Linked DNA regions of Homo sapiens: region 2 is linked to region 1. A link is an interaction called in ENCODE POLR2A ChIA-PET data of the cell type or tissue named here. Cell type or tissue: PC-9. All regions are shown on one strand. Links, peaks and the distances in the headings refer to the core of each region. The heading gives the core; the rest is flanking DNA.

What was found. Peaks named below come from ENCODE experiments on the same cell type or tissue, not always from the same donor. Only the 100,000 strongest peaks of a DNase experiment are listed, where the experiment ranks them.
Region 2: POLR2A ChIA-PET joins it to region 1 with 18 read pairs; 2 of 35 experiments call an interaction of 5 or more read pairs at or near these places.

Annotation. Positions count from the first base shown.
Region 1 is chr22:17,516,802-17,532,167 of GRCh38, forward strand. CECR2 (CECR2 histone acetyl-lysine reader) reads left to right here. Exons shown (of 19, transcript NM_001290047.2): 9 at 7,317-7,470. It also overlaps the pseudogene DNAJA1P6. Among named protein-coding and RNA genes, the nearest start is that of SLC25A18, 39 kb to the right of the region's middle. In PC-9, for the core only: no CTCF peak of the experiment used is centred there; no DNase peak of the experiment used is centred there; H3K27me3 peaks cover 3,859 bases.
Region 2 is chr22:17,666,333-17,681,698 of GRCh38, forward strand. The region is part of intron 2 of BCL2L13 (BCL2 like 13); the gene reads left to right. Among named protein-coding and RNA genes, the nearest start is that of BCL2L13, 35 kb to the left of the region's middle. In PC-9, for the core only: no CTCF peak of the experiment used is centred there; a DNase peak (open chromatin) is centred at 6,919; H3K27ac peaks cover 1,470 bases.

The DNA of each region.
Region 1 (15,366 bases), core at 4,489-12,488:
CAGGCTGGTCTTGAACACCCGACCTCAGGTGAAATGCCCGCCTCGTCCTCCCAAAGTGCTGGGATTACAGGTGTGAGCCACTGCGCCCAGCTGATCTGGTTGTTTATTGTTTTTTCGGGGTTTTTTTGAGACGGAGTCTCACTCTGTCGCCCAGGCTGGAGTGCAGTGGCGTGATCTCAGCTCACTGCAACCTCTGCCTCCCGAGTAGCTGGGATTATAGGCGCCTGCCACCACGCCTGGCTAATTTTTGTATTTTTAGTGGAGTCGGGGTTTCACCATCTTGGCCAGGCTGGTCTCGAACTCCTGACCTCGTGATCCACCCTCCTCAGCCTCCCAAAGTGCTGGGATTACAGGCGTGAGCCACCGCGCCTGGCCAAGATCTGGGTGTTTTAAAGTGTGTGGCACATCCCCCATCGCACATGCGCACTTGCGCTTTCTGGCTCTATCTCTCTTGCTTCGCTGTGCTAAGACGTGCTTCCTTTCCCCTCACCTTCCGCCACGATTATAAGTTTCCTGAGGCCTCCCAGTCATCCTTTCTATACAGCCTGTGGAATTGTGAGTCAATTAAGCCTCTTTGCTTCATATATCCCAGTCTCATGTAGTTCTTTATAGCAGTGTGAGAACGGAGGAATACCGGTATCATTTCTACCACTGATACCACAGGTTAAGTTATATATTATGCCATCTTCGAGTAACACTTGAAGCCACACAATAAATGCAAAGGCATTACAATGAATCCCACTTAATACAAATAACTATATAGACCAACACTGCTCTACAAATTTAGCTTGGGTCTTTTTCTAATGGCCGGTTAAATACAGTTTTAATTTCGTAGGTTAATGGTGAAGGTTCATACACTGAAGCCAGTACGTATACCTAGCATTGCTTTTCAGCCTAAACTTATCCACGTACACAACTCAGTTACAAGGCTTGGCCTTAAAATGCTAGGAGAGCTTCTTAAAGTAGTTTTTACAGGTATTAAATTTCGTCTTGCACACCGAAGTCATCGTACATAACAGGGCAAAGTCAGAGTTTTTATCATTGCGTTTATTCTTCATTTACCTTTAAAACACTTCTCTAGCTGAATATTTAAAACAATAGGAAGCAGTGAGCATATTATGGTTACAGGCCTTCACTCAGTCACTGTTGCAGATAAAATGCCAGCAGTGAGTGTTACTCACTGGCCCAGTTAAGGGCTTTGACACTGACCACCTCTTCTGGGGAGATGGTGTTCCTTGCCCTCATATGCTTCTCCATTGTAATGCTGCCATCTTTGCTGATTTGCCTCAGAGCCCACCAGTTCTTTTTGATCATCCCATCAGTCTCTTCTACTTCCTTTCTACCAGGTAGAAGTTTTTCCAGCAAAGAGAGTTTATTAGGAGAGAGAGCCATTCTGAGGAGCGTTTACATAAATTAAGTGATTAGGCGACGCTTTGCATACGGTGTGCAGTAAATTGGCATTCCTTCATTTAGCACACACTTGATGTCCCCGTGCTTGACATTCTGACCTGGACCATGGTTCAGTCTTGAAAGCAGATGTTAGCGTTTGGGAGTCACACAGTGTTTCAGCCAGCTGTGTGTCTGTACACAGGAAAAGGTCTTCTCCCTGTCAAGTAAAAACAGCATGGTCTTTCTGTTCTACCCCAGTGGTAATGTTTCCTGGCTCCAGTTCTGGTCTTGGTATCCTTCACCACGGAATGTTATCTTCTGGCCATCTTTCATGCCTTTGTCAATATGGACTTCTAGAATCTCCTTCTCTGCAACTGTCTTCCTTCCATTGCAGCTGTCACGTCTATCTTTAGGACGGATGGTTTCCCCATGGGCTTGGCACTCCATGCACACAGATTGAATTTGCTGAACCATTCCAGGTCTTATTGATGAATTACTGTTTGCATTCAAGCACCTCAGCAGTTGGCACAGCAGGATCCTGCTCCCTTCTTAACACCTCTGCCTTCACATTTGTCACAAATCATATTCTTTTGCAGAGCCAGTTTTCTTTTTTCACCATTGGATAGATCTCCTAAGGCTACTGAGAGCTGATGTAGGAGTTTTTACCTCTCCTTTCTCTTAGTATCCTTCCTTCTCCCCCAAAAAAACTTAGCAGAGATGTCCATGGGGGAATGAGAACTGCCACCAGCCCCACCCTCTTTAATTGCCTGTCCTCCTTTGTCATAGAATTCCCTATTCTCTGCATCAGAGAGAACTTCTCAAGATTGAGAAATCCATTTAACTTCTCTCCTTCATTTAGATTCTTACCAGGGTATTACTTCAAAGCCATTTTTAAGCCTTTGTCAGTTCTTCGTGGGTAGCATTAGGTTTGACCCCCAAGATGTCATAGTAAGTGGTTTCTTTCACAATTTTCTGTAGCCAGTGAGTGGGCTGAGGCTGGTGGTGGGGAGTGGGGAGGGGCCTGTAGCTCTGTGCAGTCCGTGCAGCCACTGCTCCTCCACCTCACACCAAGCATCTGGAAAGTTCCCTCAGGTGTTTTGTGTTTTTTTTTTTTTTTTTGAGACGGAGTCTCATTCTGTCACCCAGGCTGGAGTGCAGTGGCACAATCTCAGCTTACTGCAACCTCTGCCTCCCGAGTAGCTGGGACTACAGGCGCCCGCCACCATGCCCAGCTAATTTTTTGTATTGTTAGTAGAGACAGGGTTCACCACATTAGCCAGGAAGGTCTTGATCTCCTGACCTCGTGAACCACCCACCTCGGCCTCCCACAGTGCTGGGATTACAGGCATGGGCCACCATGCCCGGCCCCTCGTGTGCTTTATATATTGTTTGTGAGTTTTGTGTTCGTGTTCCATTTGTTTGAGGGGAGCACTGTTAACTGATTGTGAGATATTACATATTAAGAATAATAAGTCATACTCATTACAGAAAAAGAATTATATATTAGTAAGATTTAGGTTATTGGCTTTTGGGTTTTTTCTCTTTCTCCCTCTCCACTGACTTAACACATGAACACTTCCTATGTTGGTTTAGATTATCAAGTCTTTTTTTTTTTTTTTGAGACATAATCTCACTCTGTTGCCAGGCTGGAGTGCAGTGGCACAATCTTGGTTCACTGCAACCTCCGCCTCCCAGGTTCAAGCGATTTTCCTGCCTCAGCCCCCCAAGTAGCTGGGACTACAGGCACACACCACCGTGCCCAGCTAATTTTTGTATTTTTAGTAAAGACAGAGTTTCACCATGTTTACCAGGATGGTCTCAATCTCTTAACCTCATGATCCACCCACCTTGGCCTCCCAAGGTGCTGAGATTACAGGCGTGAGCCACCGTGCCTGGCCAGATTATCAAGTCTTGAGTGACTTAACATTACAATTTCATGAGTAATTGGCTTGCATTTGCTCAGTCCTTATTAAAATGTTAGATTCTATTTAATGTACCCTGTACTGATGAAAGAAGAATATTTCACAGGTTTACACCTATTGTCTTTTGTTGTGGGGGAGAGTGGCCAGAATACACATAGGTAATTCTGTAAATAACTTTCATGTTTGATATATAGATATACCTGTTTTCCTCTCATTTTGGGGTCTGACATACATAAAGCATCACAATTCTCTTTCAATGAAATCTTCCCTTTGACAAGGCTCAGGTTTTTTTTTTATTGTAAGTAGGATTTTTAAATTATTATTATACTTTAAGTTCTAGAGTACATGTGCAGAATGTGCAGGTTTGTTACATAGGTATACATACATGTGCCATGTTGGTTTGCTGCACCCATCAACTCATCATTTACATTAGGTATTTCTCCTAATGCTATCCCTCCCCCAGTCCCCCACCCTCTGACAGACCCCGGTGTGTGATGTTCCCCGCCCTGTGCCCAAGTGTTCTCATTGTTCAGTTCCCACCTATGAGTGAGAACATGCGGTGTTTGGTTTTCTGTCTTGTGATAGTTTGCTGAGAATGATGGTTTCCAGCTTCATTCATGTCCCTGCAAAGGACATGAACTCGTCTTTTTGGGTTTTTTGGGCTGCATAGTATTCCATGGTGTATATGTGCCTCATTTTCTTATTCCAGTCTATCATTGATGTCCATTGATGGACAATTTGGGTTGGTTCCAAGTCTTTGCTATTGTGAATAGCGCCGCAATAAACATACGTGTGCATGTGTCTTTATAGTAGCATGATTTACAATCCTTTGGGTATATACCCAGTAATGGGATCACTGGGTCAAATGGTATTTCTAGTTCTAGATCCTTGAGGAATTGTCACACTGTCTTCCCCAATGGTTGAACCAGTTTACACTCCCACCAACAGCGTAAAAGCGTTCCTATTTCTCCACATCCTCTCCAGCATCTGTTGTTTCCTGACTTTTTAATGATCGCCATTCTAACTGGCGTGAGATGGTATCTCATTGTGGTTTTGATTTGCATTTCTCTGATGACCAGTGATGATGAGCATTTTTTCATGTGTCTTTTGGCTGCATAAATGTCTTCTTTTGAGAAGCATCTGTTCGGCCGGGCGCAGTGGCTCACGCCTGTAATCCCAGCACTTTGGGAGGCCAAGGCAGGAGGATCACGAGGTCAGGAGATCGAGACCATCCTGGCTAACACAGTGATACCCCGTCTCTACTAAAAATACAAAAAATTAGCCAGGCGTGGTGGCGGGCGCCTGTAGTCCCAGCTACTCAGGAGGCTGACGCAGGAGAATGGTGGAGCTTGCAGTGAGCCGAGATGGCGCCACTGCACTCCAGCCTGGGTGACAGAGCGAGACTCCATCTCAAAAAAAAAAAAAAGAGAGAGAGAGAGAAGTGTCTGTTCATATCCTTTGCCCACTTTTTCATGGGGTTGTTTGATTTTTTTTGTTGTTGTTAATTTCTTTAAGTTCTTTGTACATTCTGGATATCAGCCCTTTGTCAGATGAGTAGATTGTAAAAATTTTCTCCCATTCTGTAGGTTGCCTGTTCACTCTGATGGTAGTTTCTTTTGCTGTGCAGAAGCTCTTTAGTTTAATTAGATCCCATTTGTCTGTTTTGGCTTTTGTTGCCATTGCTTTTGGTGTTTTAGTCATGAAGTCCTTGCCCATGCCTATGTCCTGAATGGTAATGCCTAGGTTTTCTTCTAGGGTTTTTATGGTTTTAGGTTTTACATTTAAGTCTTTAATGCATCTTGAATTAATTTTTGTATAAGGTATAAGGAAGGGATCCAGTTTCAGCTTTCTACATATGGCTAGCCAGTTTTCCCAGCACCATTTATTAAATACGGAATCCTTTCCCTGTTACTGGTTTTTGTCAGGTTTGTCAAAGATCATATGGTTGTAGATGTGTGGTGTTATTTCTGAGGCCTCTGTTCTGTTCCATTGGTCTATATCTCTGTTTTGGTACCAGTACCATGCTGTTTTGGTTACTGTAGTGACAAGGCTCAGTATTATCTCCTCTCTTTCCCCTGCCCATGTGAGTCAACTGATACCTTATGGTGTTTTTTTGGCATCAGTATACATCTGAAAAGAGCAAAGGCAAATAGTTTTGTTTTACTTTGCTTTGTTAACTGCAGTTTCATCATATCTCAGCTGGGTAAAGATGTTGCTGGAACAATTAAGAACCTTGGAAGTGGGGTGGAAGTGAGAGCAGGGATTATGGCAAAATTTAGGGAAGGTGCTTGACAGACATTTATTCGGGAAGCAGTGGCCAGAGTTGCAGTCTTCGGGACAGTCGTCCTTGCCAAGTGTCCATAGCATCCCCTTTTCAGAATCAACATCCACCATATTGAAACTGGCCTGCTCTGGCTATAGGATAAAGATTTTATGGTTGTTATTTAATTCTGTTTGTTACACTGAGACACCTTATGGGTACAGTGTTAACGTATGCAGTTTTTATTTTTGTCCCTCCTGTTCATTCCAGATTTTTACCTGTAAACTCTTCTAAAGTCAGGCTCATAGATTTTTGAATGGTGAAAATGACATTGAGAAGTCAACTAACTGGGCCACGCGCCATGGCTCACGCCTGTAATCCCAGCACTTTGGGAGGCTGAGGTGGGCGGATCACCTGAGGTCAGGAGTTCTAGTCCAGCCTGGTCAACATGGTGAAATCCCATCTCTACTAAAAATACAAAAATTAGCTAGGCGTGGTGGTACACACCTGTAATCTCAGCTACTCGAGAGGCTAAGGCAGGAGAATCACTTGAACCCAGGAGGCAGTGTCTGCAGTAAGCCAAAATCGTGCCACTGCACTCCAGCCTTGGTGACAAAGCAAGACTCCATCTCGGGGGGAAAAAAAAAAGCCTGCTATCTAGGCAAGATCGTCTCTAAATTTGGAGTCAAATGAGAATCTAAACCAGTTTGTTTTGTTTTGTTTTGTGTTTTTGAGATAGGGTCTATCTCCCAGGTTGGAGTATTACGCCTGTAATCTCAGCACTTTGGGAGGCTGAGGTCAGAAGTTCGAGACCAGCCTGGCCAACATGGCGAAACCCCATCTCTATTAAAAATACAAAAATTAGCTGGGCGTGGTCGCAGGTACCCTGTAACTCCAGTTACTTGGGAGGCTGAGGCGAGAGAATCACTTGAACTGGGAGGCAGAGGTTGTAGTGAGCCAAGATCATACCATTGCACTCCAGTCTCACAGAGTGAGATTCCATCTCAAAAAAAAAAAAGGAACTGTGTTCTGTTGAGTGACTGTCTTTCATCCTAGTATACTTTTTAAAACTTCCTAGCGCTTTTTAAAACTTACCTTTATCGGCTGGGCACGGTGGCTCACACCTATAATCCCTCCACTTTGGGAGGCTGAGGCAGGTGGATCACGTGGTCAGGAGATCAAGACCATCCTGGCTAACATGGTGAAACCCCATCTCAAGTGAAAATACAAAAAATTAGCCGGGCGTGGTGGCAGGCGCCTGTAGTTCCAGTTACTTGGGAGTCGGAGGCAGGAGAATGGCGTGAACCCGGGAGGCAGAGCTTGCAGTGAGCCAAGATCGCACCACTGCACTCCAGCCTAGGCGACAGAGCGAGACTCTATCTCAAAAAAAAAAAAAAAAAAAAGAAAAAAAAGCTTCCCTTTATCAGATGTTAACTCTAAAGAAACACATCTCTGAACTGCCCCAGTTTCTCTTCTCTCCAGTAAATTATCCATAAGATTGTCTCCTAAATACCACAAATTATATAAATTGTTGGACACAAAAGTTTTACCATTTTGAATCTCCCTTATGTTTTAACATTTATGTATATCCATGTGTATTTTACAGATAACAAAATCAGCTTTTCGTGATATAAAGTCCCTAGCTAATATTATTTGTTGAAAATACTGAATTCAATGAACTGAGAGCAAAGAGCTTATCTTGCATGATTGTGTACTGACCGGATGTGCTCATTGGCTCCTCACAGGAGACTCCTGTGCTGACCAGAATAGAAAAACAAAAGCGCAAAGAGGAGGAAGAAGAGCGTCAGATTCTTCTAGCAGTGCAGAAGAAGGAGCAGGAGCAGATGCTAAAGGAAGAGAGGAAACGCGAGTTGGAGGAGAAGGTCAAGGCAGTGGAAGGTATGTGCAGTGTCCGCGTGGTCTGGAGAGGTGCATGTCTGTCGACCAGCCGTCCTGTAGCCAGAGCCAACTCAAGCTAAGTCCTGCCATGCATCCAAGTTGTTTCCGGCAATTTCTTTTTTTTTTTTTTTTTTTTTTTGAGACGGAGTCTCGCTGTGTCGCCCAGGCTGGAGTGCAGTGGCGTGATCTCAGCTCACTGCAAGCTTCACCTCCCGGGTTCATGCCATTCTCCTGCCTCAGCCTCCCAAGTAGCTGGGACTACAGGTGCCCACCACCACGCCCGGCTAATTTTTTGTATTTTTAGTTGAGACGGGGTTTCACTGTGTTAGCCAGGATGGTCTCGATATCTTGACCTCGTAATCTGCCCGCCTTGGCCTCCCAAAGTGCTGGGATTACAGGCATGAGCCACCATGCCTGGCCCTTTTTTTTTTTTTTTTTTTTTTTTGATACATAGTCTCACTCTGTGGCCCACCTGGAGTGCAGTGGCACAATCTTCACTTACTGCAACCTCTGCCTCAGCCTCCCGAGTAGCTAGGACTATAGGCGTGCCACCACACCCAGCTAATGTTTGTATTTTTAGAGATGGGGTTTTACCATGTTGGGCAGGTTGGTCTCAAACTGCTGACCTCAAATGATCTTGCCGCCTCGGCCTCCCAAAGTGCTGGGATTACAGGCGTGAGCCACTGTGCCTGCCCACATTAAGGATTTTAGAATTAATAAAGAAATGAGGGGTCAGGCACAGTGACTCATGCCTGTAATCCCAGCACTTTGGGAGGCCAAGGGGGGCGGATCACATGAGGTTGGGTTTTCGAGACCAGCCTGACCAACATGGAGAAACCCCATCTCTACTAAAAATACAAAAAATTAGCTGGGCGTGGTGGGGCATGCCTGTAATGCCAGCTACTCAGGAGGCTGAGGCAGGAGAATCGCTTGAACCCAGGAAGTGGAGGTTGCGGTGAGCCAAGATCGTGCCATTGTACTCCAGCCTGGGCAACAAGAGTGAAACTCCATCTCCAAAAAAAAAAAAAAAAAAAAAAAAAAAAAGAAAGGAAGGGAGGGAGGGAAAAGAAAAGAAAGAAAGAAATGATGGCTGGGCACAGTGGCTCACGCCTGTAATCCCAGCACTTTGGGAAGCCAAAGTGGCCGAATCACTTGAGGTCAGGAGTTTGAGACAGCCTGGCCAACATGGCCAAACGTGGTAGCTCACGCCTGTAATCCCAGCTACTCAGGAGGATGAGGTGGGAGAATTGCTTGAACCCCGGAGGTGGAAGTTGCAGTGAGCCGAGATCGTGCTACTGCACTCCAGCCTGGGCGACAGAGCAAGACTCTGTCTCAATAAAAAAAACAACCCTTAGTGCATATAATCTACAGGTTTAGCCTGTGTCATACTATGTAGTATATCTCACTTGTAAGATCTTCCATAATTGGCTATGTCCAGTGCCACATTTAAATTCCTCAGGACATAATAACTGGCTTTTATTTGTTTATATTTTTTAGTGGAATTGTGTTTTTTTATTTAATAGGGTCCTTATTGGGTACACCTGTCATTTTAATTTATATAGGCAGGTCCAAAACTCATTTTTATGGCTCAGTTTCTGTAATGTAAGATTAATAATGCCTGTATTGTAGTCCCATCTACAGAAGTCACAAATAAAATTAAATCCTAGGAATTAACCAAAGAAGTGAAAGAGCTCTATAATGAAAACTATAAAACATGGAGGAAACAAATTGAAAAGAACACCCAAAAACTGGAAAGCTTTCTACGTTCATGGATAACAAGAATCAGTATTCTTAAAATGTCCATAGTACTCAAAGTAATCTACAGATTCAATGCAATGTCTACCAGAATACCAATGACATTCTTCACAAAAATAGAAAAAAAAATCCTTTAATTTATATGGACCCACAAAAGACCCAGAATAGGCAAAGCTATCCTAAGCAAAAATAACAAACCTGGAGGAATTACCTGACTTCAAATTGTATTTCAGACCTGTGGGGACCAAAACAATATGGGGATCTGGCATAAAAACCAACACACAGACAAATGGAACAGAATAGAGAATCCAGAAACAAGTCCACACACGTACAGCGAACTCATTTTCAACACACGTGCTAAGAACATACACTGGGGAAAAGAGTCTCTTCTACAAGTGGTGCTGGGGAAACTGGATATCCATAAGCAGAAGAATGAAACTAGACCCCTATCTCCTGCCACATACAAAAATAAAATCAAAGTGGATTAAATAATTATATCTAAGGCCGGGCGTGACGACTTATGCCTGTAATCCCAGCACTTTGGGAGGCCAAGGCGGGTGAATTACAAGGTCAAGAGTTCAAGGCCAGCCTGGCCAAGGTGTTGAAACCCCGTCTCTACTAAAAATACAAAAATTAGCCGGGCACGGTGGCAGGCACCGGTAATCCCAGCTACTCAGGAGGCTGAGGCAAGAAAATCGCTTGAACCTGGGCAGCAGAGGTTGCAGTGAGCTAAGATTGCATCACTGCACTCCAACCTGTGTGACAGAGTAAGACTCCATCTCAAAAAAAAAAAAAAAAAAAAAAGAATTATATCTAAGACCTCAAATTATGAAACTCTACAAGAAAAAACGTTGGAGAAACCCTCTAGGACATTGATTTCAAGCACAGGCACCCAAAGCAAAAATGGACAAATGGGATCACATCAAGTTAAAAAGCTTCTGCACAGCAAAGGAAACAACCAGCAAAGTGAAGAGACAACCCACAGAATGGGAGAAAACATTTGCAAACTGCCCAGTTGACAAAGGATGAATAACCAGAATGTAGAAGGAGCTGAAATAACTCTTAGGAAAAAGTCTAATAATCGGATATTAAAATGGGCAAAATATTTGAATAGAGATTTCTCAAAAGAAGTCATACAAATGCAGACGAGGCCAGGCATGTTGAGTCATGCTTGTAAGCTCAGCACTTTGGGAGGCCAAGGCTGGCAGATTGTTTTAGCACAGGAGTTCAAGACCAGCCTCGGCAACACGGTAAAACCCCATCTCTACAAAAAATACAAAAATTAACCGAGCATGGTTGTTCATACCTGTAGTGCCAGCTACTTGGGAAGCTGAGATGGGCAGATAGCTTGAGCCTGGGAGGTCCAGGCTCCAGTGAGCTGAGATCATGCCACTGCACTCCATCCTGGGCAATAGAGCGAGACCCTGTCTCAAAAAAATAAAAATAAATTAAAAAACAAGCCAGGTGTGGTGGCTCATGCTTGTAATCCCAGCACTTTGGGAGGCCGAGGCGGGCAGATGACTTGAGATCAGGAGTTCAAGACCAACCTGGCCAACATGGCAAAACCCTGCCTCTACTAAAAATACTAAAATTAGCTAGGCATGGTGGCACACGCCTGTAATCCCAGCTACTCAGGAGGCTGAGGCAGGAGAATTGCTTGAACCTGGGAGACAGAGGTGGCAGTGAGCAGAGATCAAGCCAAGACTTCATTCCAGCCTGGGCAATACAGCAAGATTCTGTCTCAAAAAAAAAAAAAAAAAGCAAACAAGCTTATGAAAAAAGTGCTCAGTATCATTGATCATCAGAGAAATGGAAATCCAAAACTATTATGAGATATCATCTTACACAGTTAAAATGGTTTATACCCAAAGGACAGGCAATAACAAATACTGGTGAGAATGAGAAGAGGAAATCCTCATATACTGTTGGTAGGAACATAAATTAGTCCCCCGCTATGGAGAACAGCTTAGATGTTCCTTAGAAAACTAAAAAGAGAGCTACCATAAAATCTATTAATCCCACTGCTGGGTATACACCCAAAAGAAAGGAAATCAATATATTGAAGAGATAACTACACTCCCATATTTTTTGCAGCTCTGTTCACAATAGCCAAGATTTGGAAGCAACCTAAGTGTCCGTCAGCAAATGAATGGATAAAGAAAATGTGGTACTGATACACAAGGGAGTACTATTCAGCCATAAAAACAGAAAGATGCAGTCGTTTGCAACAACATGGATAGAACTGGAGGTTATTATTTTAAATGAAATAAGACAGGCACAGAAAGACAAACATTGGATATTCTCACTTACTTGTGGGATCTAAAAATCAAAATAATTGAACCCGTGGAGATAGAGGGGAAAAGGATGGTTACCAGAGGCTGGGAACGATAGTGGAGGGTTGGGGAGAGGTAGGATGGTTAATGGGTACAAAAAAAATAGTTATTATGAATGAATATGATCTGGCATTTGATAGCACAGCAGAGAAGTATGGCTTTTTTTTTCTTTTCTTTTCTTTTTTGTTATTTTTGAGACAGAGTCTCACTCTTTTGCCCAGGCTAGAGTGCAGTGGCATGATCTGGTCTCACTGCAACCTCCACTTCTCAGGTTCAAGTGATTACCATGCCTCAGCCTCCCAAGTAGCTGTGATTACAGGTGTACACTACCACACCCGGCTAATTTTTGTATTTTTAGTAGAGATGGGGTTTTGCCGTGTTGGCCAGGCTGGTCTTGAACTCCTGGCCTCAAGTGATCCATCTGCCTCAGCCTCCCAAAGTGCTGGGAATACAAGCGTGAGCACACACCCAGCCAGAAGTACTATTTTCATTCCAGTGGTGAGAAGGTGGAGAGTAGACAAATATTGTGGGATAATAGTGGTGAGTGATCTGAAGTAAAATTAGGCAGGTTTACAGGTAAAGAGTGACATGGCTGGGCGTGGTGGCTCCATCTGTGGTCCCAGCTACTTGGGAGGCTGTGGCAGGAGGACCCCTTGAGCGCAGGAGATCGAGGCTGCAGTGAGCGCTGATTTCCCCTGCTGAACACAGCCTGGGTGATAGAGCAAAACCCTGTCTCAGACAAAAAAGAAAGCCCTCTCTGAAGATTTGACATTTAAATAAAGTGAATGAGGTTGACCCGTGAGTGCCTGAAGCGGAAGGCGCAGTGCAGACAAGAGCAGAGGCACGGAGGCAGGGATATGCAGCAGGAAGTCCAGGGCGAGGCTGCAGCGGAGGGGAGCAAAGCAAGCACAGGAAGGCTGGCTGGAAGTCCCGGCGCGGCTGGAGCGGAGCAGAGCAGAGCAAGCACAGGAAGGCTGGCTGGGCATGAATTGAGTCCTACCAGGTAGCCCAGGGTCGCATTGGGATGGGCTGTGCAGACCTTGTTAGAAGGGTTAAATGGGCTGGGCGCCGTGGCTCACGGTTGTAATCCCAGCACTTTGGAAGGCCGAAGTGGGCGAATCACGAGGTCAGGAGATCAAGACCATCGTGACTAACACGGTGAAACCCCGTCTCTACTAAAAATACAAAAAATTAGCCAGGCGTGGTGGCACATGCCTGTAGTCCCAGCTACTCGGGAGGCTGAGGCGGGAGAATGGCGTGAACCCGGGAGGCGGAGCTTCCAGTGAGCCGAGATCGCCCCACCGCACTCCAGCCTGGGCGACAGAGCAAGATTCCGTCTCAAAAAAAAAAAAAAAGGAAGGATTAAATGAAAACAGGACAGTCTCTGACACACATTTAAAGTCACAAATGATAGTTTTCTTTGTTTGAGACAAAGTCTCGCTCTGCCTCCCATGATAGTTCTTATGGAAGGAATTTTTGTAAGCCATAAGATACTTACAATAACCTTTTCCAGACTTTTTAGTAGCTTCCAACTACAAAAAAAGAGAAATAATCAATTATGTACTAATCAGACACTTTTAAAAATTACAACAGTTTATTCAGAGAAACAAGCTTTGTGTGACATTCTAAGCGGATTTTATTCTGCAGGTCCTTTTAACATAATGAGTAATATTTGTGTTGGGAATGACTGAGAAGAAATTTCATAATGATGTGAAGATCTACCTGTAAATAGTTCCTCTGTCGTATGCTGGTATTTATATTCTAGCATCTCAACAGTGCTGATGGTCACTCATCTTGGAGTTCCCTGAATTTTTTTTTTTTTTCAAAACTCCTGTAATGTTACATTACCCATACTTTTGTTGTTGCTGCTGTTGTTGTTGTTTTGAGACGGAGTGTCGCTCTGTCGCCCAGGCTGGAGTGCAGTGGTGCCGCGCCCGGCACATGACTGCATACTTTCAAGGAGAGGACTCAGAGCTTTTATTTATTTAAAGAAACTTGAAAGGAGGAAAGTGGATTAAGAAAAAAAAAATAAGGCCAGGCGCGGTGGCTCACGCCTGTAATCCCAGCACTTTGGGAGGCTGAGGCAGGCAGATCACGAGGTCAGGAGATTGACACCATCCTGGCCAACATGGTGAAACCCCGTCTCTACTAAAAATACAAAAAAAAAATTAGCCGGGCATGGTGGCGTGCACCTGTAGTCCCAACTACTCGGGAGGCTGAGACAGGAGAATTGCTTGAATTCGGGAGGCAGAGGCTGCAGTGAGCTGAGATCATGCCACTGCATTCCAGCCTGGGCAACAGAGCGAGACTCTGTCCCCCTCAAAAAAGAAAAAAAAAAACAACAGAAGGCAAAAAGTGAAACAGCCAAGTGTCCACCAGTGGATAAAAGGAGAACCTGAATGCAGTATACACTTAGAATGGGGTGTTATTCAGCCTTAAGAGGGAAGGAAATTCTGAAACATGCTACAACATGGATGAACCTTGAAGGTATTACACGAAGTGATATCAGCAGGACACACGTGGACAAATGTTTTGTACTAGAGGCTGAGGTGAGAGGGAAATGGGGAGTCAGTGTTTAACGTTACAGACTGGAGTGATGAAAAGATACTAGAAATGGATACCGGTGATGGCGCCACAACATTACTTACACACTTAATGCTACTGAATTGTATGCTCATTTGGGTGATATGTCTGGGTAACTAGAATGAGATGAAGCCGGCCATGACGAAAGAAGTAACTTGTAGTTAATCAGTTGGGGTCCAGCCTTGAAAACCAAAACTACACTAGCTACTTCAGCAGGGAAAACATCACATGACTCTTTGGTAAAATGGGAGTTAGAAAACAAAAAAAAAGGTTAAAGGGATCCCCGTGGTGACACAGACGGAGGAATCGGGATTGTCAGAGGTGGGGGGCTGCAGCCCCACTGCTAGCACTATGAAGGCAGGCAAACTCCCGCTGCCAAGTGCGGCTTCGCAGATGCAGGACCATCCATCCTAGGATGAGTTGAACGGCATCAGCAAGCAAATGGAAGGAAATCGCTGTCTTCCTCAGCGTGCCTCCCGTGGTCCCTCTGATGCTCCCTTTGGTAGAATATAAAACCAGCAGAGAAGGGAGTTGTATGTGCAGGATCCCAGCCCCATTATCACAAAGCAGAACATGAAAATTGGATTTGCAACCATCAGAAAAGGCTTCATAACAGATGCAGGTGGCAGAAAACATGAAAGGTCCTGTATGTGTTCACTGTAAGTTCTAGAAGGAAAGAATCAGTATAGTAAGGCCAAGAGAATGTTCAGAAACAATGATTGAGTAGTTTTTTGGTTTGATGAAAAACCCTGATCCTCAGATACAGAAAGCAAGAAGAGATATAAACTGGATATAAATTATATGTGGGCATATGGAACTGAATTATAGAACATTCTGTTCCCTAAAACAACCAATGTGGAAAAGGTGGATTACCCTGAGAGGATGTTCTTAATAGTGATAGCAGATAGGAGCAACAGCAGACCTCAGGGGACGATGGGATTGATGGCCAGGTGCAGTGGCTCATGCCTGTAATCCCAGCAGTTTGGGAAGCCAAGGCAGGAGAATTACTTGAGTCCTGGAGTTCAAGACCAGCCTGGGCAACATAATGAGGCCCCATCTCTACAGAAAATCTTAAAAATTAGCCAGACATGGTGGTGCATGCCTGTAGTCCCAGCTACTCGGGAGGCTGAGGTAGGAGGATCACTTGAGCCCAGGAGGTCAAGGCTGCAGTGAGCCGTGGTTGTGCACAGCACTCCAGCCTGGGCAACAGCAAGACCCTGTCTCA
Region 2 (15,366 bases), core at 2,717-10,716, 150 kb after region 1:
CCCTCAACATTTATCCTTTGAATTACAAACAATTCAGTTACTCTTTAAGTTATTTTAAAATGTACAATTAATGGGCTGTTGAATAGTAGGTCTTAGTCATTATTTATTTATTTATTTATTTTAACCCATTAACCATCCCCACCTCCTGCTGTCCCCAGACCCCCATTACCCTTCTTAGTTCTGGTAACCATCCTTATATTCTCTGTGTCCATGAGTTCAGTTGTTTCTTTACATCTCAGAAATAAGTGAGAATATGCAATGTTTGTCTTTCTGTGCCTGGCTTATTTAACTTAACACAATGACTTCCAGTTCTATCCATGTTGTTGCAAATGACAGGACCTCATTCTTTTTTTTTTTTTTTTTTTTTAAGACAGGGTCTTGCTTTGTAGCACAGGCTGGAGTGCAGTGGCATGACCTCAGCTCACTGAAACCTTTGCCTCCCGGGTCCCGGTTCAAACAATTCTCCTGCCTCAGCCTCCTGAGTAGCTGGGTTTACAGGCATGCGCCACCATGCCCAGCTAATTTTTGTATATTTAGTAGAGACGGGGTTTCACCAGTTGGCCAGGCTGGTCTTGAACTCCTGACCTAGTGATCCTCCTGCCTCAGCCTCCCAAAGTGCTGGGATTACAGGTGATCTCATTGTTTTTATGCCTGAATAGTACTCCGTTGTCTATATGTACCACATTTTCTTTATCCATTCATCTGTTCATGGACACTTAGGTTGCTTCCAAACCTTGGCTGTTGTAAACAGTGTGCAGCAAACATAGGAGTGCAGATAGCTCTTTGATATACTGATTCCTTTTTTTGGGTATATACCTAGCAGTGGGATTGCTGGATCATATGGTAGCTCAATTTTTAGTTAGTTTCCCCCCCAACCCCACCAGGGTGGAGTGCAATGGCACAGTCTTGGCTCACTGCAACCTACGCCTCCTGGGTTCAAGCGATTCTCCTGCCTAAGCCTCCTGAGTAGTTGGGATTACAGGTGCCCACCACTACGCCTGGCTAATTTTTGTATTTTTAGTACAGATGGGTTTCGCCATGTTGGTCAGGCTAGTCTCGAACTCCTGACCTCATGTGATCTGCCCGCCTTGGCCTCCCAAAGTGCTGGAATTACAGGCGTGAGCCACCGCACTTGGCCTACTTGAGTTTTTTTAAATTGAGTTGTAAGAAGTCTTTGTTGTTATTGTTGTTTTTGAGACAGAGTCTATCTCTGTTGCCCAGGCTGGAATATAGTGGTGTGGTCTCAGCTCACTGCAACCTCAGCCTCCCAGGTTCAAGCGATTCTCCTGCCCCCACCTCCTGAGTAGCCGGGATTATGGGTGTCTGCCACCATACCTGGCTAATTTTTGTATTTTTAGTAGAGACGGAGTTTTACCATGTTGGCGAGGCTGGTCTGGAACTCCTGACCTCTAGTGATCTGCCCGCCTTGGCCTCCCAAAGTGTTGGGATTACAGGCGTGAGCCACCGCGGGCAGTTGTAAGAATTCTTTATATGTTTTGGTCACCAGATTCTTATCAGATACATGATTGCTAGATATTTTCATTCATGCTATAGTTTGTCTTTTTACTTACTTTCTTGGCAGTATCCTTTGACATACAAACATTTTTAATTTTGGTGAATTCCAGTTTGTCTTTTTTTTTTTTTTTTTTTTTGAGAGCATGAGGAAGGGCTTGTAGTTGCCTATTCTTTTTTTTTTTTGAGACAGTCTCGCTCTGTCGCCCAGGCTGGAGTGCAGTGGCACTATCTTGGCTCATTGTAACCTCCGTCTCCCAGCTTCAAGCAATTCTTCCACCTCACCCTCCCAAGTAGCTGGGATTACAGGCGCACACCACGATGCCAGGCTAATTTTTTGTGTTTTTAGTAGAGATGGGGGTCTCACCATGTTGGCCAGACTGGTCTTGAACTCCTGACCTCAGATGATTTGCCCACCTCAGCCTCCCAAAGTGCTGGGATTACAGGCGTGAGCCACCGTGCCCTACCTGTCTTAACGTTTTTTTATTATGCTTTGAGTGTCTTATCTAAGAAACCATTGGCTAATACAAGGTCATGTACATTTTCACCTGTGTTTCCTTCTGAGAATTTTATAGTTTTAGCTTTTAAATTTAGGTCTTTGATCTGTGTTTTTTTTTTTTTCTCCTGAGATGGAGTCTCGCTCTGTCGCCCAGGCTGGAGTGCAGTGGTGCTGTCTCAGCTCACTGCAACCTCCACCTTCCTGGGTTCAAGCAATTCTCCTGCCTCAGCCTCCCAAGTAGCTGGGATTACAGGCATGCACCACAGGCGTGCACCACGATGCCTGGCTAATTTTTGTATTTTTAGTAGAGATGGGGTTTCACCATGTTGGCCAGGCTGGTCTCGAACTCCTGACCTCGTGATCCACCTGCCTTGGCCTCCCAAAGTGCTGGGATTACAGACGTGAGCCACTGCGCTTGGCCTGATCTGTTTTGAGTTAATTTTTACATATGGTTTGAAGTAGGGATTCAGATAAGTTCTTCTGCATAGTACTGTGGTTTCAGTGTCCCCTCAAATTCATATTGTAACTTAGCTCCCAATGTGGCAGTATTAGGAGATGAGGGCTTTTAGAGGTAATTGCATCTTGAGCACGTTGTCCTTGTCTTAGTTCATTTATATTGCTATAAAGGTACACCCGAGGCTGGGTAATTTATAAAGAAAAGAAGTTTATTTGGCTCCTGTTTCTTTCTTTTTTTTTTTTTTTTTTTTGAGACGGAGTCTCGCTCTGTCGCCCAGGCTGGAGTGCAGTGGTGCGATCTCAGCTCACTGCAAGCTCCGCCTCCCAGGTTCACGCCTTTCTCCTGCCTCAGCCTCCTGAGTAGCTGGGACTACAGGTGCTTGCCACCACACCCGGCTAGTTTTTTGTATTTTTAGTAGAGACGGGGTTTCACCATGTTAGCCAGGATGGTCTCAATCTCCTGACCTCGTGATCTGCCCGCCTCGGCCTCCCACAGTGCTGGGATTACAGGCGTGAGCCACCGCACCTGGCCTGGCTCTTGGTTCTTCAGGCTGTTTAAGAAGCATGGCACTGGCGTCTGCATCTGGTGAGGGCCTCAAACTGCTTCCACTCATGGTGAAAAGGGGAAGCTCATGTGTGCAGAGATCACATGACAAGAACAGAGGCCAGTGAGAATAGGAAGGGAGGTGCCATGCTCTTTTTAACAACTAGTTCTGGCAGAAAGGAACTGAGCAAGAACTCACTGAGAACCTTGAAGATGGTACCAGGTCATCCATGAGGGATGCACTCCCGTGACCCAAACACCTCCCATTAATCCCCACTTCCAGCATTTGGGATCAACTCTCAACATGAGATTTGGAGGGTTTAAACAAAGCAAAATATAGTAGCCGTTACAAATGGATTAATCCATTCGTGGGTTAATGGATTAATGAGTTATGTGAGTGGAACCAGTGGCTTTATTAGAAGAGGAAGAGAGACCTGGAGCTCACACATTAGCATGCTCAGCCCCCTCGCCATGTAATACTCTGTGCTGCCTCGGGACTCTGTTTGAGGTCAAAGGCAGCCCCTCAACCTTGGACTTCTCAGCCTCCAGAACTGTGAGAAATAAATTCCTTTTCTTTATAAACTATCCAGTTTCAGGTATTCTTTCATAAACAAAAGAAAATGGACTAATACACATGGGGATCTCTTGTTGTTGTCTCAGCACCATTTGTTGAAAAGTTATTCTTTCTCCCATTGGTTGACCTTGGTACCTTTCTCAAAAATCAATTGACCATATATGTATGGATTTATTTTTCCCTTCTCAATTCAATTCCATTGGTCTGTATACCTGTTGTTATACCATACTATTTTTATTGCTGTAGCTTTGTAGTAAATTTTGAAATTATGAAGTGTGAGCCCTTCAACTTTGTTCTTCCTTTTCCAAGATTGCTTTGACTATTCTGTGTCTCTTGCATTTCCATATTAATTTTAGGATTGGCTTGTCTATTTCTGGAAAAAACAGAGTTGGAATTTTGATGGGGATTACATTAATGTGTAGATCAATTTGGGGAGTCCTGCTATCTCAAATCAGCTTTTTTTTTTTTTTTTTTAAGACAGAGTTTCGCTCTTGTTGCCCAGGTTGGAGTGCAATGGCGTGATCTTGGCTCACCGCAACCTCTGCCTCCCAGGTTCAAGTGATTCTCCTGCCTCAGCCTCCCAAGTAGCTGGGATTACAGGCATGCGCCATCATGCCTGGCTTATTTTGTGTTCTTAGTAGAGATGGGGTTTCTCCATGTTGGTCAGGCTGGTCTCAAGCCCCCGACCTCGGCTGCTTCGGCCTCCCAAAGTGCTGGGATTACAGGCATGAGCCACTGCGCCCGGCTTACATCAGCTTTTCAAGGCAGATTTGTATAACCCAATTTGAAATTGAGCCATAATATATTATTTCCAGAGATGTGTACTGTTTCATTCTTATCTTAGCTTTTCTATCAGGAACAGAAGATGGTTGATCTCGACCACTGTGAAGCCAGACCTTGGGTGGTGCATGGTGGAATTCTGCATTCTTTTCCCTCAGATCTGTCCTCCATCAGTCTGTCTCCCAATCTGCAAGATGCTTAGGGGGTATGATAACGCTAGAACCTGAAAACTGCAATCATGATTGGCTGTCTGGAATTTGGTTGTTTAAAACAAAACAAAAGACTGGGCATAGTGGCTCACACCTGTAATGCCAGCACTTTGGGAGGCCGAGGTGGGCAGATCATGAGGTCAAGAGATCGAGACCATCCTGGCTAACATGGTGAAACCCTGTCTCTATTAAAAATACAAAAAATTGGCCGGGCACGGTGGTTCACACCTGTAATGCCAACACTTTGGGAGGCCGAGGTGGGTAGATCATGAGGTCAAGAGATCGAGACCATCCTGGCTAAGACGGTGAAACCCCTTCTCTACTAAAAATACAAAAAATTAGGTGGGTGTGATGGTGGGTGCCTGTAGTCCCAGCTACTGGGAAGGCCGAGGCAGGAGAATGGCGTGTACCCGGGAGACAGAGCTTGCAGTGAGCCAAGATCACGCCACTGCACTCCAGCCTGGGTGACAGAGCGAGACTCCATCTCAAAAAAAAAAAAAAAAAAAAAAAATTAGCCAGGAGTTGTGGCGGGCGCCTGTAGTCCCAGCTACTCAGGAGGCTGAGGCAGGGGAATCGCTTGAACCTGGGCAGCAGAGGTTGAAGTGAGTTGAGATCGCGCCATGCACTCCATTCTGGGCAACAGAGTGAGGCTACATCTCAAAAAAAAAAAAAAATCTTGCTCCTTTATTTATTTATTTTTTTTGTAGAGACATTTGTTTCGCCATGTTCCTCAGGCTGGTCTCAAACTTCTGAGCTCAGGCGATCTTTATGCCTTAGCCTCCCAAAGTGCCACTCTGCCCCAAACATCTGTTTTCTTTTTCAGACAGAGTCTCACACTCTTTCCCAGGCTGGAGTGGAGTGCAGTGGTGCAATCTCTGCTCACTGCAACCTCTGCCTTCTGGGTTCAAGCAATTCTCATGCCTCAGCCTCCTGAGTAGCTGGGATTAAAGGAGCGCGCCATCACGCCCAGCCAATTTTTGTATTTTTAGTAGAGATGTCATTTCACCATGTTGGCCAGGCTGGTGTCAAACTCCTGACCTCAGGTGATCCGCTCGCCTTGGCCTCCCAGAATGCTGGGATTACAGGCATGAGCCACTGTGCCCGGCCAACATCTGGTTTCTTAATTGCTGGTCCAGTAAGGTATATTTTGAGGTATTTGTTTTTGCTATTTAATGAACAATTGAACCATTCTGTCTATATGTTCAATGGACCTTTTTGATTTGATTGTAATTATTTGGACTGCCTAGAGTGTTATCGCAAGGCTAATTGCCTGAATACTTGCTAAAACAAAGATCATGGAGCTCTACCCTAGACCTACAGGACCAGATACTGCATGCTAGGACTTGGGAATCTATAATTTAATGTGTTTTATAGGTAATTTAAATGTGTTTCCAGTTTGGGGAACCATAGATTTCGAAAGTATTTTGCTCTGGGAGCTCTAGTCCATTCAACTTGGCTAAACTTGTTAATCTTCTATTCACTTTGATAGCTCTGAATGAATTTTAGGGCTGGAATATAATGATTACTGACTCACTTGACTTCATTTGAAACAAGTGGGTGGGACTTAGTGTGCTAAAGTCTGTTTATCTTTGAAATATTTGTATCTTGGTTTATAGTCCAGAATTTATGCAGCATTGGCCCCACTGCGTAGCTCTGTGCTTTAGAAAAACTAGGTGGAGAGGATTAATTAAATGCAAATCACTGAATCTCTCTGTGTCACTGGTCAGCTAAATAAATAGCCTTTGTGTCCTAACAGCAGCAGACATTTTCTGGTTTAGGTTTTCCACATGGTTTATTATGAAGTATGACAACTTGTCATGTGTAATCAGCATCACATTAGTCTCAAGAGAATAAGCTCTCCTTTAATCAGCTGCTTTTCTTTAATCTGGTGGGGTGAGGCATATGGTAACCATGACATTTTTGTCATTTGCTTTGTGGGATGGTGGTGGTATTGATGGTGGTGTGATTGGATGTGTGTGGGTGTATGTATGTTTTGGGTATGTAGATTTTCCAAAAAGGGGCAGATGACAGATGGCAGATAAAGCATTCATGTATTCCTTGTCACTGTGCGTCAAAAATTATAGTCGTATGTCCTGGGAGTCAATAATAATTCTATTTACCAGAATATGTAGTTTCTAATGTTATTTCTCTGTTATTTATTAGAACTTGGGCTAGTCATTAAATTCTCTGAAGTCTCATATTCTTTATGTAATGAGGATAGACTTGACAGCCTTTACAGACTATAAACCTGTAAAGTTCTATGATTCAGTCACTGATTAAACTCTCATAAGTATGCAAGTAATAGTGGAGGTCTTATTCTTTCCATTCCTAGTTCTCAGTATCTCCATCGTGACTCATCGCCATAAATAAATGCTCTATTTATCTTCCTATCTATGCAGTTGGTCTGTTGTCATATTTGCCTGATGCAATATGACTTCTCATTTTCTTTTCTTTCTTTTTTTTTTTTTTTTTTGAGACAGAGCCTCACTCCGTCACTGTCACCCAGGCTGGAGTGCAGTGGTGCGATCTCGGCTCACTGCAAGCTCTGCCTCCCAGATTCATGCCATTCACCTGCCTCAGGCTCCTGAGTAGCTGGAACTACAGTCGCCCACTACCATGCCTGGCAATTTTTTTTTTTTTTTTTGTATTTTTAGTAGAGATGGGGTTTCACTGTGTTAGCCAGACTGGTCTCGATCTCCTGACCTCGTGATCCGCCTGCCTCGGCCTCCCAAAGTGCTGGGATTACAGGCATGAGCCACTGCGCCCGGCCTTATTTCTTTTACCTTTTGTCATTTGAGCTGTCCTCAAAATATACTGATAACTTTGTATTTTTTATTTATTTGTATTTTTAAGCTACACCTGCTGGAATGGGAACTTTGTATTTTTTTAATTCCTTTGAATTTATTTATAATTCTTATTTTATTGTGTTTTTTTAAGTGTCTCCTCTCCCTAGCGAGGTTGCCATGTATACATAGAGAATACAGTGAGCTTTTCATCTGTACATATAAATCTTTACGTTGTAACTCTAAGTTTTTATCATAGTAGATAGTGGTAGCTGTCAAGTATTTGAATATTTTTTTAGTCCATATTTCACACAAGTCTAGGACAAAGGAAGTATATCCCAAAGTGTTTGTAATCTGTTTAGAATGATGATAATAAAGTACAAAATCATCAAACAGCATAGGATAGTGTATTTTTAAGTGTTAAACTTTGTGACACAGACTAAATGTATAAATGTTTAAGGTCAGTGATAGACCTGTAAACATAATAGTCAGTGAAGACATTTTGAAGTAGAGAGTTACATTGGTTTTTCAAGGATAGACAGAATTTGAATTATCAGGAAACAGAAGGACAGTTTATGTTGAGCAAAAATGTAGAATAATATGTTTGAGGTTTTTGTTTGTTTTGTTTTTTAGAGATAGGTTCTTGCTGGCGGGGCACAGTGGCTTACGCACTTTGGGAGGCTGAGGCGGGCGGATCACAAGGTCAGGAGTTCAAGACCAGCCTGGCCAACATAGTGAAACCCTGTCTCTACTAAAAATATAGGAAATTAGCCAGGCATGGTTCCGGGCGCCTGTAATCCCAGCTACTAGGGAGGCTGAGGTGGGAAAATCATTTGAACCCAGGAGGCGGAGGTTGCAGTGAGTAGAGATCGTGCCACTGCACTCCAGCCTGGGCAACCGTGTGAGACTCTGTCTCAAAAAAAAAAAAAAAAAGAAAGAAAGAAATGAGTTCTTGCTATGTTGCCCAGGCTGGAGTGCAGTGGCTACTCACAGGCATGATTATAGCACACTATGGCCTCAAACTCCTGAGCTCAAGGGGTCTTCCTGCCTAGGCCTCCCAAGTAGCTGGGACTGTAACATGCTACTGCATCTGGCTTGTTTTGTTAGATAGTGAGAAATTGGCAGTGAGTTCATACTGGATGCAAATAGTAATACTTTTTTAAAAAATTCCTTACCACATATAATTTAATGTGGCTTATGATGCATAATGGAAAAATCCAAATAGTAAATAAAAAAATCAGGAGTAGGAAAATTGTACATGTCTATAGTAGGAATAACAGATCATAGATAGGTAAGTAGTCTGTGAGATCCTCTACAATTATACTAGTGCTGAGCTGTGAATTTGGTTCTTGGGAAAGCCAAATACATACATACATACATATGTATACACACACACACACACATATATATACTATAAAACAGAGGGTATATTTAGTTCCAGGAATCTTTTACCCCTATAATTTAGAAGCTATACTAGTTCCTTTTGGTTGGAAAATAGTTTTTTAAAAGATTTCTTTTTTCCCACTAAGAGCTTTATAACATAGGACACAGAAATGCAGTAGAAAATGTTGTCAATATCGGCCAGACGCGGTGGCTCACTCCTGTAATCCCAGCACTTTGGGAGACCAGGGTGGGCAAATCATGAGGTCTACAATTCAAACCTTGTAGAAAAATGGATCCAATAGGTTATATTATCTGCAAGAAGTCTAAAACGTGTAGGTGTTCTGAGTTTCTGATTAAGGGGAGGTCAAGAGTAGAATGATAGATATTAAGTTAGAAATGTTTTTGTGGAATAGAGGGCTAACTTTTTTCAGCCTGGTTGTTATTTCTGTTTCTGTCATTGAAGTATGTTTGAAGGAGTGTTAGTAGCTACAAGAAGGATTGATTTCTCTTAAAAGCACGTTCATTCACTGTAGCTTATGACAGTGATTGATCAAAATTCTTACATTGTTGAGTATGACAGAGATTACCTTAGCCTGGAAAAAAATTGAAGGCAAGTCCATTAGAGGCAAGCCACCCTTGGAAACAGGTTGCAGAACATCTGGTATTCAGGAATACAGCTTTTTAGTAAAACTTCCCCAATCAATTTGTTGTGCAATGTCCAACAAATTTAAGCAACACATATTAAGCCATTCTCTCTAGCAGCAATTGAAGAGCAAGAATAACTGCCTGTCAAGATTTCTCCTAGTTTGTGTTAAAACAGCCTTATTTTATATTACATGGCATTATCTAAACTGACAGAGGTTGTCCTGCTATTCCTACCTTTCACAGTGTGGAAAGCAGGTTCTGTATAAGCATCTTTGATTAAAAATCTGTGATGAGCTAATTTCTGTTCACAGAGATAAGGGGCCAGGAAAGATAATTATCTAATAATACAATTTTAGAGCATGAAAAGAATTGGTGAGTGGGAGCACCTGTCGATTGGGCATTTATCTCATTACTCTTCACAACTACCCTTTGTGGTGGGTATTATTTTCCCATTTTATATAAGAGGAGAGACGGTGGCTCACGCCTGTAATCCCAGCACTTCGGGAGGCTGAGGCAGGCGGATCACTTCAGGTCAGGAGTTCGAGACCAGCCTGGCCAACATGGCAGAACCCTATCTCTACTAAAAACAAAAAAAAATAGGCAGGTGTGGTGGCACACGCCTGTACTCCCAGCTACTTGGGAGGCTGAGGTGGGAGAATTGCTTGAACCCAGGAGGTGGAGGTTGCAGTGAGCCGAGACTGCACCACTGCACTCCAGCCTGGGTGACAGAGCGAGACTCTGTCTCAATTAAAAAAATAATCATAAAGAGGAGAGGGTCAAGAAGATTATTTTCCTTGCCCAAGTGAAGAGTTAGAAGGCCTGACTCCAAAGCTTATCAACCACTTTACGGCTGTTTTCCAGGAAGCTGGAAGGGAAAGAGAGAATTTTATTGCAAGAAATAGCATGGGCCGTGAATTAATTTCTGAGCTTGTGTTTGATTTCACTTAATAATGTCATGATGTATTCTGGAGATCACTGTATCTTGTGCAGTTATATTAATCAGTGCTGTTGCAGAGCCATCTAACACTACAAATTACTTCTAAAGGGAAAACCTGTTATAATTATAAACAGTAATGGAGATTTAGTAGAAGCTTATCTGTAAAGGTAGACTTTTATGCTTTATGAGAATTTATAAAGATTAGGATAAATTGGCATAGGATCTTTCTAGGATAAATTGGCCTCAAATTTTTGCATAATAGATTGTTTTATGTAACATTTTCAAGTTTTTATGAATGTAGTTTATCAAAGTTATTTACTTAGGCAGAAGTAAGTGAAATGTCATTAAGCAAAGTATATGCTATTGGTGACATTGAGGAGATCCTTTGTGTTACATTTCAACTTTTAAGGATTCTGGCACTTAGGGAGGCAGAGGCAGGAGGATGGCTTGAGCCCAGGAGTTTGAGACCTGCCTAGGCAATATAGTGAGACCCTATTCTCAAAAAATAAAAAAATAAAAAAATAAAAGGATTTGAATTTTATTTTGGTTAGTCTCATCTCATAAGGAAAGTGTTTTATGTCGCTTAAAGCCATGTTATTTTTGTCAGCTTTAAAAGTAGAAAATGAATCAGAATCTGTGATACGTAAAAATGTTTAACCTTTTGTTTTTTAAAGGTATTTTAAATACCTGTGGATGATAGAATAATCAAGTTTCTTGACCTTAATAGAATTAATTAATTCAAAGCCCATCTGAGAATTTGGGATTCTTTAATTTGGTTGCAAAAAATGAAAACATAGGCAGAGCCTGGTGGCTCATGCCTGTAATCCCAGCGTGAGGGAGGCCAAGGTGGGCGGCCTGCTTGAGCCCAGGAATTTGAGACCAGCCTGGCCAACAAGGCAAAACTTTGTCTCTACCAAAAAAAAGAAAAACCCCACACAGCTGGGCGCGGTGGCTCACACCTGTAATCCCAGCACTTTGGGAGTCTGAGGCAGGTGGATCATGAGGTCAGGAGATCGAGACCATCCTGGCCAACATGGTGAAACCCTGTCTCTACCAAAAATACAAAAATTAGCTGGGTGTGGTGGTGTGCACCTGTAGTTCTAGCTACTCAGGAGGCTGAGGCAGGAGAATCACTTGAACCCAGGAGGCAGAGGTTGCAGTGAGGCGAGATCGCGCCATTGCATGATCTGGCGACAGAGCGAGACTCTGTCTCAAAAAAAAAACAAAAAAACCCCACAAAAATTAGCTGGGCATGGTGGTGTGTACCTGTAGTGCCAGCTACTTGAGAGGCTGAGGTGGGAAGATCGCTTGAGCCTAAGAGGTTGAGGCTCTTGTGAGCCATGATAGTGCCACTGCACTCCAGCCTGGGCAACAGGGTGAGACCCTGTCTAGAAACATAAAATATATAGAAGTGCTGAAGTGCAGTGGTGCAGTCATGGCTCACAGCAGCCTCGACCTCCCAGGCTCAAGTGATCTTCACACATCAGGCTCCCGAGTATCTTGGACGATGGGAACATGCCACTGTGCTCAGCTAGTTTTTTTTATTTTTCGTAGAAACAAGGTCTAGCTATGTTGCGCAGGCTGTTCTTGAACTCCTAAACTTAAACAATCCTTCTGCCTCGGCCTCCCAAAGTGCTGAGATTACAGGCATGAGCACCACACCCAACTGAAGTGAAGATTAAATAAGGGGACATGAAAGTCCCTGTCAGAAGACAGTATCACCGATATAGACAGCCTTTCTGCTCTCTGTTAACTATTTAATCATGTCAGAAATGTTTCTGAGATCTTTCATTCCTAGCCACCCAACCAGAAGATGACGAGAGCACAGCCTGGATTAACGATTTTGTAGTCAGACTCACCAGAGTTCCAATTATAACTTCTTTATGGTAGTGGTAGAACCTATCCAAGCTTCAGTTTCCTCATCTTCAAATGGAACTATTATTTCATCCCTCATAAGGTTGACTTGGAAATTAAATGAAATAACACATAGGAAATGTTTACTACCGTGCCTGTTAAGTAACAGGTACTTTGTAAATGCTTGCTGTTGTCCTGCCCTTCCTGAACTTCCCCAGTCTATATAAATAGTTTCATGTGCTGGACAAATCTTACTCATTTTTGTGCTGCGTAGATGCTTCAGGACATACCTGATAAATAGCAGGTAGTCAATGTTTCTTCAGTGGATAAATGAATAGTAGGTAGACCTGCAACTTAGTGGCCCAGTTCATGCTGCTTTTTGTTAGCTTGTTTGGTTTTTCTGCTGAAATTCTTGCATGGTGGAGTATAGTTGATTGCAGGGCCCTTCCCCCACACCCAGGTAGGGGCTTCATTGTCCCCACAAGTTACTTATCTCAAGTCTTTAGGGAAATGAAAAACCACTCTCCTCTAACAGAAGGTTAGTTGCTAAGTATACAATTCAGCATCCTCTGGGTGTTCAGGTAAGTCTGAATTTAAGTTCCAGAAATGAGTGAGATTCCTAGGATGACTCTGAATTATCTTGACTTCCCTGAATGCTTCTGGCTAAAAACCAAGCTGGGATTATTGATGTGATTGTGAATCTGGCCCATGTCCTGGGAATGTGGATTCTGCTGCATATGTCAATTGGTTTGGCTCTTTTTTTTTTTTTTTTTTTTTTTTGAGACAGTTTCACCCTTGTGGCCCAGGCTGGAGTGCAATGGTGCGATCTCTGCTCACCACAGCCTCCAACTCCTGGGTTCAAGTGATTCTCCCACCTCAGCCTACCGAGTAGCTGTGATTACAGGCGCCTGCCACCATGCCTAGCAAATTTTTGTATTTTTAGTAGAGACGGGATTTCACCATGTTGGCCAGGCTGGTCTTGAACTCCTGACCTCAGGTGATCCGCCCGCCTTGGCCTCCTGAAGTGCTGGGATTACAGGCGTGAGCCACTGTGCCTGGCTGGTTTGGCTCTTTTTATCCTAAATTTTTTGTTTAAATGTTCTGTAGTACTGAAATCACCTGAAAGTAGAAGAAAAAAAAATTATTCAAGAAAGAATATTTTTGCAATGTAGGGAGAGCTTGAGCTTTTTATATAAGCTTTTAAAGCTTTAAAAGGAACTGTGCTGTTTTACCCCCAAATTTGCCCACTTTGAATTCAGGAGAAACGTTTTGGTCTCCTTTATGTTCTAGTCTCTGGATACAAATGTTTTCTTTGTTCGTTTTTTCCCCTTATTACCAACCACAGGTTCTTAGGCTCCTGTGTAATAGAAATTGACACAAGGCCAAGCAAGTTTCCCAGACAAGGCTATATTAAGACTTATGGGCCAGGCACGGTGGCTCACGCCTGTAATCCCAGCACTTTGGGAGGCTGGGGCGGGCGGATTACCTGAGGTCAGGAGTTCGAGATCAGCCTGGCCAACATGATGAAGCACCATCTCTACTAAAAATACAAAAAATTAGCCGGGCGTGTTGGCAGGCACTTGTAATTCCAGCTACTCGGGAGGGTGAGGCAGGAGAATTGCTTGAACCCCGGGGGGCGGAGGTTGCAGTCAGCCGAGATTGTGCTATTGCACTCCAGCCTGGGCAGCAAGGGCGTAACTCTCTCTCAAAAAAAAAAAAAAGCTGGGCACGGTGGCTCACGCCTGTAATCCCAACACTTTGGGAGGCCGAGGTGGGCGCATCACGAGGTCAGGAGATCAAGACCATCCTGGCTAACACGGTGAAACCCCATCTCTACTAAAAATACAAAAAATTAGCGGGGAATGGTGTCGGGCGCCTTAGTCCCAGCTACTCGGGAGGTTGAGGCAGGAGAATGGCATGAACCTGGGAGGTGGAGCTTGCAGTGAGCCGAGATCAAGCCACTGCACTGCACTCCAGCCTGGGAGAGAGCGAGACTCTGTCTCAAAAAAAAAAAAAAAAAAAAAAAAAAAAAAGAAAAAAAGACTCATACCTAGAAAGGTTGGACATAAGGGAGACAGCACAGGAGGAAGGGTTCTCCAGCTGGCTCTCCGAGGGGAGTGCATTGCGGTGTCTTAAGGAGGGTGGCATGCATGATTCACGAGGTAAGTGAGCATCACTACGTGTGTGGGGTGGAGTGCAGACACGGTAAGGAATCGTGCTAACACATGATCAGAAAGTGGCAGATAAGCGTCTTTCTGGGTGGTGATTTTAGTATTATAATGAGGCTGGTGATTAGGATTGGTCATTGTCCTTGAGCTCGTGTGAGTGGTAGAGCTCACTCCCTTGAGTAAGATTTATGGCAGGCTGCTGCCTATAGTTTCTTCATACCATACCTGCGAGGTCTGGTCAGCAGGTATGGTGCCAGTTGGGATGGCGCTGTAGGGTGTGGCGGTCACTGAGAACGTATGGAAAAACACATTAGTGGGGTGGGGCCAAGTCCCATTTCCTACTCTGTCGCACCTCCATGCCCCGCGATTACTCGTCTTGATCTGTCTCCTGGAGCCTTTTAGTGGTTGGTGATCATTGGCCCTGCTCATTAAGTCAGGTTACCCAATAGTACAAAACTGTAGTACATTAGCCAAATGAAAGAGGACTATATTATGCAGTGGGTGTGAGTATGTGAATTCAGGGACGGGGAAAGAAGGAGAATTAGATGGGCTGGGCGCAGTGGCTCACACCTGTAATCCCAGCACTTTGGGAGGCCGAGGCAGGTGGATCACGGGGCCAGGAGATCGAGACCATCCTGGCTAACACGCTGAAACCCTGTCTCTACTAAAAATACAAAAAATTAGGCGGGTGTGGTGGCGGGCGCCTGTAGTCCCAGCTACTTGGGAGCAGGAGAATGGCGTGAACCTGGGAGGCGGAGCTTACAGTGAGCAGAGCTTGCGCCACTGTACTCCAGCCTGGGGGACAGAGCGAGACTCCGTCTGAAAAAAAAAAAAAGGAAAATTAGATGGTAATTAGTAAAGAGTTTAAACCAAGGCTTATAGAGGTCCTGAGAGGGTCCATGAATGCCCTAAAATTGCTTGCCAAACATTGTGGGAGGAGGGGCCATTATTTTATTGACATTCTCTTAAGAGCCTGAAATCTCAAAAAGCCCAAGAACAAGAACTGCTGTGCTGTGATCACT